3 separate regions of the Homo sapiens genome follow, and all the other regions are linked to region 1. Evidence: chromatin loops called from intact Hi-C (ENCODE). Cell type or tissue: heart left ventricle. All regions are shown on one strand. Region 1 overlaps LOC105371240 (a long non-coding RNA gene). Region 2 has its middle 98 kb from the start of CBLN1. Region 3 has its middle 290 kb from the start of N4BP1.

Region 1 (2,500 bases):
CCTATTTGTTACTAAGCTCATTACCCGGGTGATGAAATAATATGTACACTAAATCCCTATGACATGCAATTTACTCATGTAACAAATCTTCGCATGTACCCCTTGAACCTGAAATAAATGTTGGAAGGAAAATGAAAATATACACATAAAACAACAATCATAACAATAAAAACCCTAAATATACATTGACACCAGGGACTATGCTGGGCCTTGGTATATAGTGGTGGAAAAAGAAAAAGACATGTTCTCTGGCCTTGATGGAGTTTACAGCCTAGTGAGGAACAAATACAAGCAAATCAATATCTATTTATAGTTGTGATACAGGCCACAGAGGAAAAGTGTGAAAGTGCAGTGATGATTTATTGAACATTCATTGCAAGCCAGGTACTGTTCTAGGTGCTTAAATGTGTCATATCTCATTTATTCCTCAAAACAAACCTATTTTATTTCCGTTTTTACAGACGAGGAAACTGAAATACAAAACCGTGAGCATGGGGAGACTTTGTTGTGATCAGAGAAGGCATCCTGAGGAACACACACGTGAATAGGGGTTAGCTAGGCGAAGACAGGGGAGGAATGTTCTGGGCAGAGGTAATGAACAGCTCGTGTGAAAGTCCTGGGGCAGGAAAGAGCCATGGAGAAAGTCAGTCAGCCAGTGAGGGGCCTGGAAAGGAATGGATGATGACATCAGGATAGGGTGGGCAATGGAGGGCGTTGTAGGCTGGGCAGGGAAGAGGTAGGTGGTCATTATAGGAAGAATGGGGTGGCACTGAGGAGGTTCGGCAGGGATAGTGTGAAGCACAGCTCCAAGCAGAAGCCCTGAAATAGAAATATAGTTCTTGGCTGTCTGTCCACTTGTGGCTGACAAGCTCTCTCTGTGGTGTCTAAGCTTGCTGCAGGATGACACCTCCAACAATTCATGTTTTGCAGATTATAGTTTCCTCATTATTTGAAAATACTTAATGTTAAAAGGCTGGGTTGAATTTGAAAAACTTTTGCATTATTACAAGAAATTTCCACATGCCAAAGAGCTATTAGATCCTTTAAGTATAACTTCAACAATTTTGGAATTGTTAAAATATTAAAAATGTTTCATTGTTACCTGTGCATACAAGTTTTCCCATGGATGATGACCACTGGGAATTTGGAGAAATCATCATTAACAAGTCTTTATCAGAAATTGCGTGGTCATTTCAAGCATAAAATATAATGCAAAAAAGTTACATTTACCAAAGCAAGCCCAAGCTTCTTAATTAAAACATTAAAAATATTTTAAACGGAGAGCTTATAAATTTTTTGCTTCCCGCAGAGATCCCTCAAGGGGAAGCCAGGGCCTCCTGTCCAGTGGGGCCTCAACAGGAAAACACACCACTGTGGGAGCCGGTGTCCTTGCGGCTCTCAATAACCACGCCTCCTTCCACACGGCCCTCTCCAGGTTCCCAAAGCAGGCTGTCTGTTCTTGTTCCTAACGGTAGGGGTCATCATTTCCCTTTTGTAATTTTTTGGAGACCAAAGCCAGTGCCTTCACAGGCTTAACTATATTTTTCCTTTTTTTTTGTTTATGGCATTAATCCTGAGGTTAGGGTCGGCCTGTGGTGAGCAATAATACATTTACCCTTTGACTTCGTGCACTAAGATGTAATTGATCATTTGAGGTCTCATTTGCAGGAGCTGGGAGCCTTAGTTCAGTTTAAGATAAATGGAGACAGGAGGACCCTTGTTTTAGTGATGTGTTGAAGAGAGCAAAGCACAGATATGACTGACTTATTTTATGAATTCCACTATCCCTCTCATCTTTATTTAAAAGCAAAAAAAATTTTTCTTTCACTAAGTGATTTGTTATTTAACATTTTATAGCCAGAGTCAGATCCTGGTGAGGGTAATTTCCCTTAGAATGCACATTAGTGTCTAGTTGGTAAATAAACTTGAGGCATTTTTATATTAGGCATAAAATAAAGATGAAAACGTTGACTTCTAAACCAAACCATAGCATAGAATTCTACATGGCACATGCTGTGTTGCTCCTTTGATTATAATTTTGTTGCCGCTTCCATTACAAAACAATTATCCAATGCATTTTAACTCGAACATAAAGAGCCATTTCTGGTGAAATGACAGTAACCGAAACTATTTGTTGAAAGCCTACTCAACCAACAAACAACATCATCTCTTCTGTAATCTTAATCTTCACAATGTTCCTGAAAAGTAGGTATCACTAGATTTGATAGACAACGAGACTGTGCCAAAGAGAAAAAAGGAAAAGATAAAATGACAAAACTAATAAGGGGGTAGAACTAAAATTCAAACCCATGTCTCAGACACTCAAAAGGCCCCTGATCTTGCCATGATACCACTTTGGGTTCTGAATGCTTTTATGAATGCTTTGCCTTTCCCTCTTATTTTTTTTTCTTTCCCTCTTTTTCATTTTCCTTTTTGGTTTGTTTTTCTTGTTTGCCAGTTTGAGGCTCTAGACATAAGATCTTTTCAATTCACACAAATA
Region 2 (2,500 bases), 500 kb after region 1:
GTCAACTATTATTTGAAAATAGACCTCACCTGCCTGTGCTCACAGATCTAAGCTGCAGCCAGTCTGGGCCAACCAAGATTATGGGGTTCAACTGATTCGTCCAGATGTTTCTCTGACCAAAAGAATGTAGCACACCTTTTATTATTCTCTCCCATTAACCTGACATTTTTACCAAACAGCATCTTTTAACAACTCATTTTCACATTTTAATGTATGAAAGACGTACACAGTATGTATGTCTTTAACTAAAAAGGGGTGATACATATTTATCAAGATGCTAACGACAGTTGTGTTAGGGTGGTGGAGTGGATTCTGCAGTGTTGGAGAGACTGGAGCGGAGCAGAAAGAATGCAGACGTGGGTTCAGCTCCTAACCAGCTTGCATGGCTTTGGATAAGGTATCAATCCATTCACCCTCTGTTTGCTCCCCTGTGAAATGGAAATAATGCCTATGAACAAAGTTTACCTAATTAAATGAAATAATGTATTTAAGGTGCTTGGCAAAGTGTCTGGCACTTTGAAGGCGATCAGTGCTGTGTCGCATTTTTATAAGGTGATAACAGTATGTTTGGGGTGAAAGAAATACATATTTACTTCTTTGTTATAGGGTATCTATAACTGCCAATCAGAACTTTGGGTCAGCAACACTAGCACACTGAGTAGACAATTCCAGGCACAAGCAATGACTGTCACGTCTGTATGAACCTGTGCTGCTATGGTGCCTAAATGCATGCTGTGTCTTAGGTTTTAGGGAATACTGCAAATAGACTACAGAGTCTTAGAAGGGAAACTTCTGAATGAATCTGGACACCCTCATTTTGCAGAAGGAGGGTCTGGGGTCCAGAGAGAGAAAGGGACTTGCCCCAATCACACAGGAAGAAAGGTGTAAACCGGGGCCCCTACTTCTCTCTCACCCCTGACCCCAGCCAGGGGCAGATGTGGGCCTTCATTGTTGAGGCTGGGGCCACTGCTATTTAATGAAAACATACTGAAGCAGCCCCTTGGAATTGCTAGCTCAGCTTTTCCTTACGTTTGCTTATCCCTGTATTCCACCCTGGTCCCACGCATTCCTTTTTGGTGGGCTTAACCCAAGAAGCCCTGTGGTCCTGGTAACCATCTCCAGGATCTGCAAGCTCCAGAGGAGGAAGCAGACAGTATCTACCCAGGCCTTGGGTGTGCCCAGGTGGTTGCTGCTGGGGGTAGCGAGAGTGAGCAGCAGCGGCCCCTTTTGGTGTATACATTTACTACACCTGGTGATTCTGAGGTTGGAACTCCCTAAGTGGCCACTGGCCAAATTTGCTGAACACTTGACTCTCAAACAGCCCTCATTAACGATACACAGCCATCTCCTTTCTGATGGGTTTGGAGTAAATATGTAATCGGGGAGTTTTTAAGACATGTTCTGTAAAGTGCCGTCTGCGTCTGCTATTTGGTTGTTTTATGCGATCATCAAAACTATTCTAGGGACGAAGGGGAGGAATGATACAGGCAGGGTGGGGACGGGGTAGGCATTGATACAGGTTGTTTGCTGCCTGATCTGCAGGGTTCAATTACCAACATGGGTAAAAACCCTGAGGACCTGCAAAACACTCATGCGTATACAGAAGGTTACGTATCCTTTCAGCACTCCTGGGAGACTCAGAAATGACAAGGTCACCCGGACGTAAATGACAGCTCTGAAATTTTTTCTTTCTCAAAAAATATTTTAGAGTTCTTTTATTACCAATGTTTTATTATGAAAATATTGAAGCATATAGTAAAGTTAAAGGAATATTACAGTGAATCACAGTATCTAGATTCCACTACGAACAGTTTACTATCCATGCTTTATCACGTTATTTACCCATCTATCCATTCTTTTAGCCATCCATTAATCCATTTTATTTGGGGTATAAGTCAAAGTAAATTGAAGACTTTATATATTTTCCCCTAAGTAGCCCAGCATGGATTTTATTAAAAGAGTTCAAATTTTGTTTGCAGTTTCTTTGTGCTGATATAAAATTTACATATAATAAAATGTAAAAATCCTAAATGCATTCCATGAGTTTTAATGAGTGTTCACACCTGTGTGACTCAAAACTCCTACCAAGTTCTAGAACATTACTATCACTGCCAGGGAATACCCTCTTGCATCTTGACTATAAATTCTTACCTCCATTCCCCAGAGGCGACTGCTATTCTGATTTCTTCCCACTGTAGACTAGTTTTGTCCTGTAGAATTTCATATAAATGATTACATAGTAGATACACTTATTTAAGACTTATTGGATTCAAAATAATGATTTTGAGATTCATCCATGTTATTGCATATGTTGGTAGTTTATTCCTATTACTGAGTAATATAGTATTGAACAAATATACTACTTTATTCATTCTCTTGTCAATGGACATGGGTTATAACTATTACAAATAAAGCTTCTATGAACATTCCTGTACAAACCTTTTTGTAGACATATATTTTCTTTTTCTGTGGGTCAATACTTAGAAGTGAAATCACTGGG
Region 3 (2,500 bases), 210 kb after region 1:
CAGTTCTTTCTATCCTTATTCAAATGACATGGTTTTGGATCCTTCTCCATTTTAGTCACCCTCTTGCAGATAAAGATGATTTTGTCAATGTTCTTCAGAAATTTGATACTTCAATTGTAGCTCCTGTGATCTGGTACTTCACTTCTATTGATATAACCCAAGATTGTGTGTGTGTGTGTGTTTGTGTGTGTGTGTGTAGGAGAGAAAGAAAGACAGAGAAACATTTTTCCTCCAATAAAATGGGCTCATATTATACAAATTGTTTCCTAACTTGTTTTTTTCTCACTTAATCACACGTCACAAACATCTTTTCAAAGCAATAAATATATATCTCCTCTATCTTTGTTAATTGCTACATAATAGCCTATTGATGGGTGTGTCATGATTTAGTTAAACAGTAATTTAGTTTTTTCCGAAGTTCCCCCAACTACAAACCAGTCTAATAAGCTCAAGCCAGAATTTGTGACAAACTATTGTCATTATCTCTTGGAGGGGTTCCCTGGGATCTCTTTTGGCCAGTGTTCCCTGCGTGTCTCGCCTCTGTGCCGGGAGCTGTTGGAGAGGCTGGGAAGGATGAGCAGGCTGGGGAGGACAGATCATCACAGTACTGGGTGCTAGAGGGTGTTCCTAAATGTTCTGGGAGCAGGAAGGAAACTCTGGCTCATTCTGTCTCAGAAAGGTTGAAGATGGCTTCACATAGGCGGAGATACTTAATTCAGGCTTTGAAGAATAAGTAGGAATCCAGTTTTGAAGACTAAATTGAGCATTGGCTCAGCTGAAGCCACTCTGGACATCCCATCGAATCTAGGACCAAGCTCCTGAACAACTCAGATAACCTGGAATGGTTCAGGTCCTTGGGCCATGACTTCCAAAAAAAAGACTGGTCCCTGGGCCATTTTCACTTGTTCCCGGACACCACAGTCCTGACTTTTCAGTGTTCGAGGATCTTAGGGGCAAATTGAAGTCCAGGCAGTGTGGATGTAATCGCTGAACCTTCATCACAACAAACCAGAGGATATGGAGCCAGCTTTTATGAACCCCTCTTACTCCTAGCCAGTTAACTGTGTGTAATCTCCCCGCAGATCCACATGACTGGTTCTGGCTGGTTAGGATGACTGACAGGCCACTTATTACTCCTGTCTGCCCCTACCTGGCCCCTCGAGAGGCTTTTATTAGCCCTGCACCTGGGTGAGTTTGGGCTCGGAAAACACCTCTCCTTGAGGCAGTCTCAAGACGATGTTTTCTCACCTGAAATAACAGGCACCTTTATTGTTTTTGAAAGAAAGAAAAATCTCATAATTGAAGTAAAAGAGGAATATACTTCTGGTTTTCCTAACGTGTGTCTGTGGAGCAGGGAGGCAACTCTGCCACCGGAGGGACCGCAGTTCTGAATAAGAGTGCAGTCCTGCCATTATAACTCACTCCAGCAGGACTCACCCATCACAGTCCCCATTTGTTAAAATGCCTACCTAATGGTTATGGAAAATGCACTTGCAAACTGACACCTCATTGGGTTGAAAAGCTCTTAAAATTCTGGAATGTCATCACAAGCCTCACTTCTCCTAATGCAATAATGCCTTCCTAGAGAAAACATCCTCCACCAGCCCCCGTCACTGCCAAGGAGAAAGTCAGATGGAGAAGGTTTTCAGCAAATTGACAAACTGAGCTAAAGTTTATTTAATTTAATTTCAAAAAGGATAGATCTGGAAATAACATTGCTGGATTCATGTGCTGGAAAAATCGATGCTACGATTTTTTATCTTCTTCCTTTCTACTCTCTTGCCAGGGGCTGGTGTAATAAGTCATTAGGACTGGTAAAGCAAACAACCAGCACCCCCGCCTCTCCAGCTTCTCATCTCAACCCCAGGGGCTCTGGTGATGGACAGGCTTGAGGACTCCAACTCTTCTTTCAACCAGCAGCTCACATTTACACTGAGCAGGGTCCCCCCAACCCCAAGGAAATATTAATAGCACAGTGTTTACCGCTTCTCTGGGCCAGGTACTGTTCTAAGTGCTTTATTTGCATGATTTCAAATGAGCATCACTACTCTCAGAAGTAGGGATTTTTAAAAAATCCCTATTTCATAGATAGGGAAACTGAGACCTAGAGGAGTCAAATCATTCACATAGGTGACAGATCTAGCACATAAGGAGTCAGGATCTGAATCCAGGTGGTTTAATTTCAGAACTCAGCTGTGAGCAGATGAGGAAAGCAGGTGGAGGTCTGCTCCCAGCTCACTCTGCAGTCCTCCTGGGGTGAGGTGGAAGTGAAGGACTGTAGACCCAGCTGTCCTCAACTTTCTTCGGATGAATTTGTCCGGCAAATGCTGTTTTATGTGCTTTTGTTTGGGTAAAAAGCCCCGCCTTTGGAGGAAATCTTCCTTTGTCCCTAGGGAAGCCTGGGGAGGCTGGAAGTGCCTGTGTTCTCCCCGGAGCTCTTGGTCTCCAAGACAACCACCAGGCTGAGAGGAGAAGCTCCTGGGCCACAGGGAGGCGATGT

Evidence for each region. Peaks named below come from ENCODE experiments on the same cell type or tissue, not always from the same donor. Only the 100,000 strongest peaks of a DNase experiment are listed, where the experiment ranks them.
Region 2: a loop joins it to region 1, with 4 times the contacts of the local background. A loop is called at or near these places in 9 of 110 quality-filtered maps.
Region 3: a loop joins it to region 1, with 2.4 times the contacts of the local background. A loop is called at or near these places in 2 of 110 quality-filtered maps.

What each region holds. Positions count from the first base shown.
Region 1 is chr16:48,686,173-48,688,672 of GRCh38, forward strand. The region is part of intron 1 of LOC105371240 (a long non-coding RNA gene); the gene reads left to right. Among named protein-coding and RNA genes, the nearest start is that of N4BP1, 77 kb to the left of the region's middle. RefSeq lists a silencer at 1,349-1,468. In heart left ventricle, a CTCF peak has its summit at 1,469; a DNase peak (open chromatin) is centred at 1,409.
Region 2 is chr16:49,182,970-49,185,469 of GRCh38, forward strand. No RefSeq gene overlaps it. Among named protein-coding and RNA genes, the nearest start is that of CBLN1, 98 kb to the right of the region's middle. In heart left ventricle, a CTCF peak has its summit at 1,223; no DNase peak of the experiment used is centred here.
Region 3 is chr16:48,900,790-48,903,289 of GRCh38, forward strand. No RefSeq gene overlaps it. Among named protein-coding and RNA genes, the nearest start is that of N4BP1, 290 kb to the left of the region's middle. In heart left ventricle, a CTCF peak has its summit at 1,338; no DNase peak of the experiment used is centred here; H3K27me3 peaks cover 2,093 bases.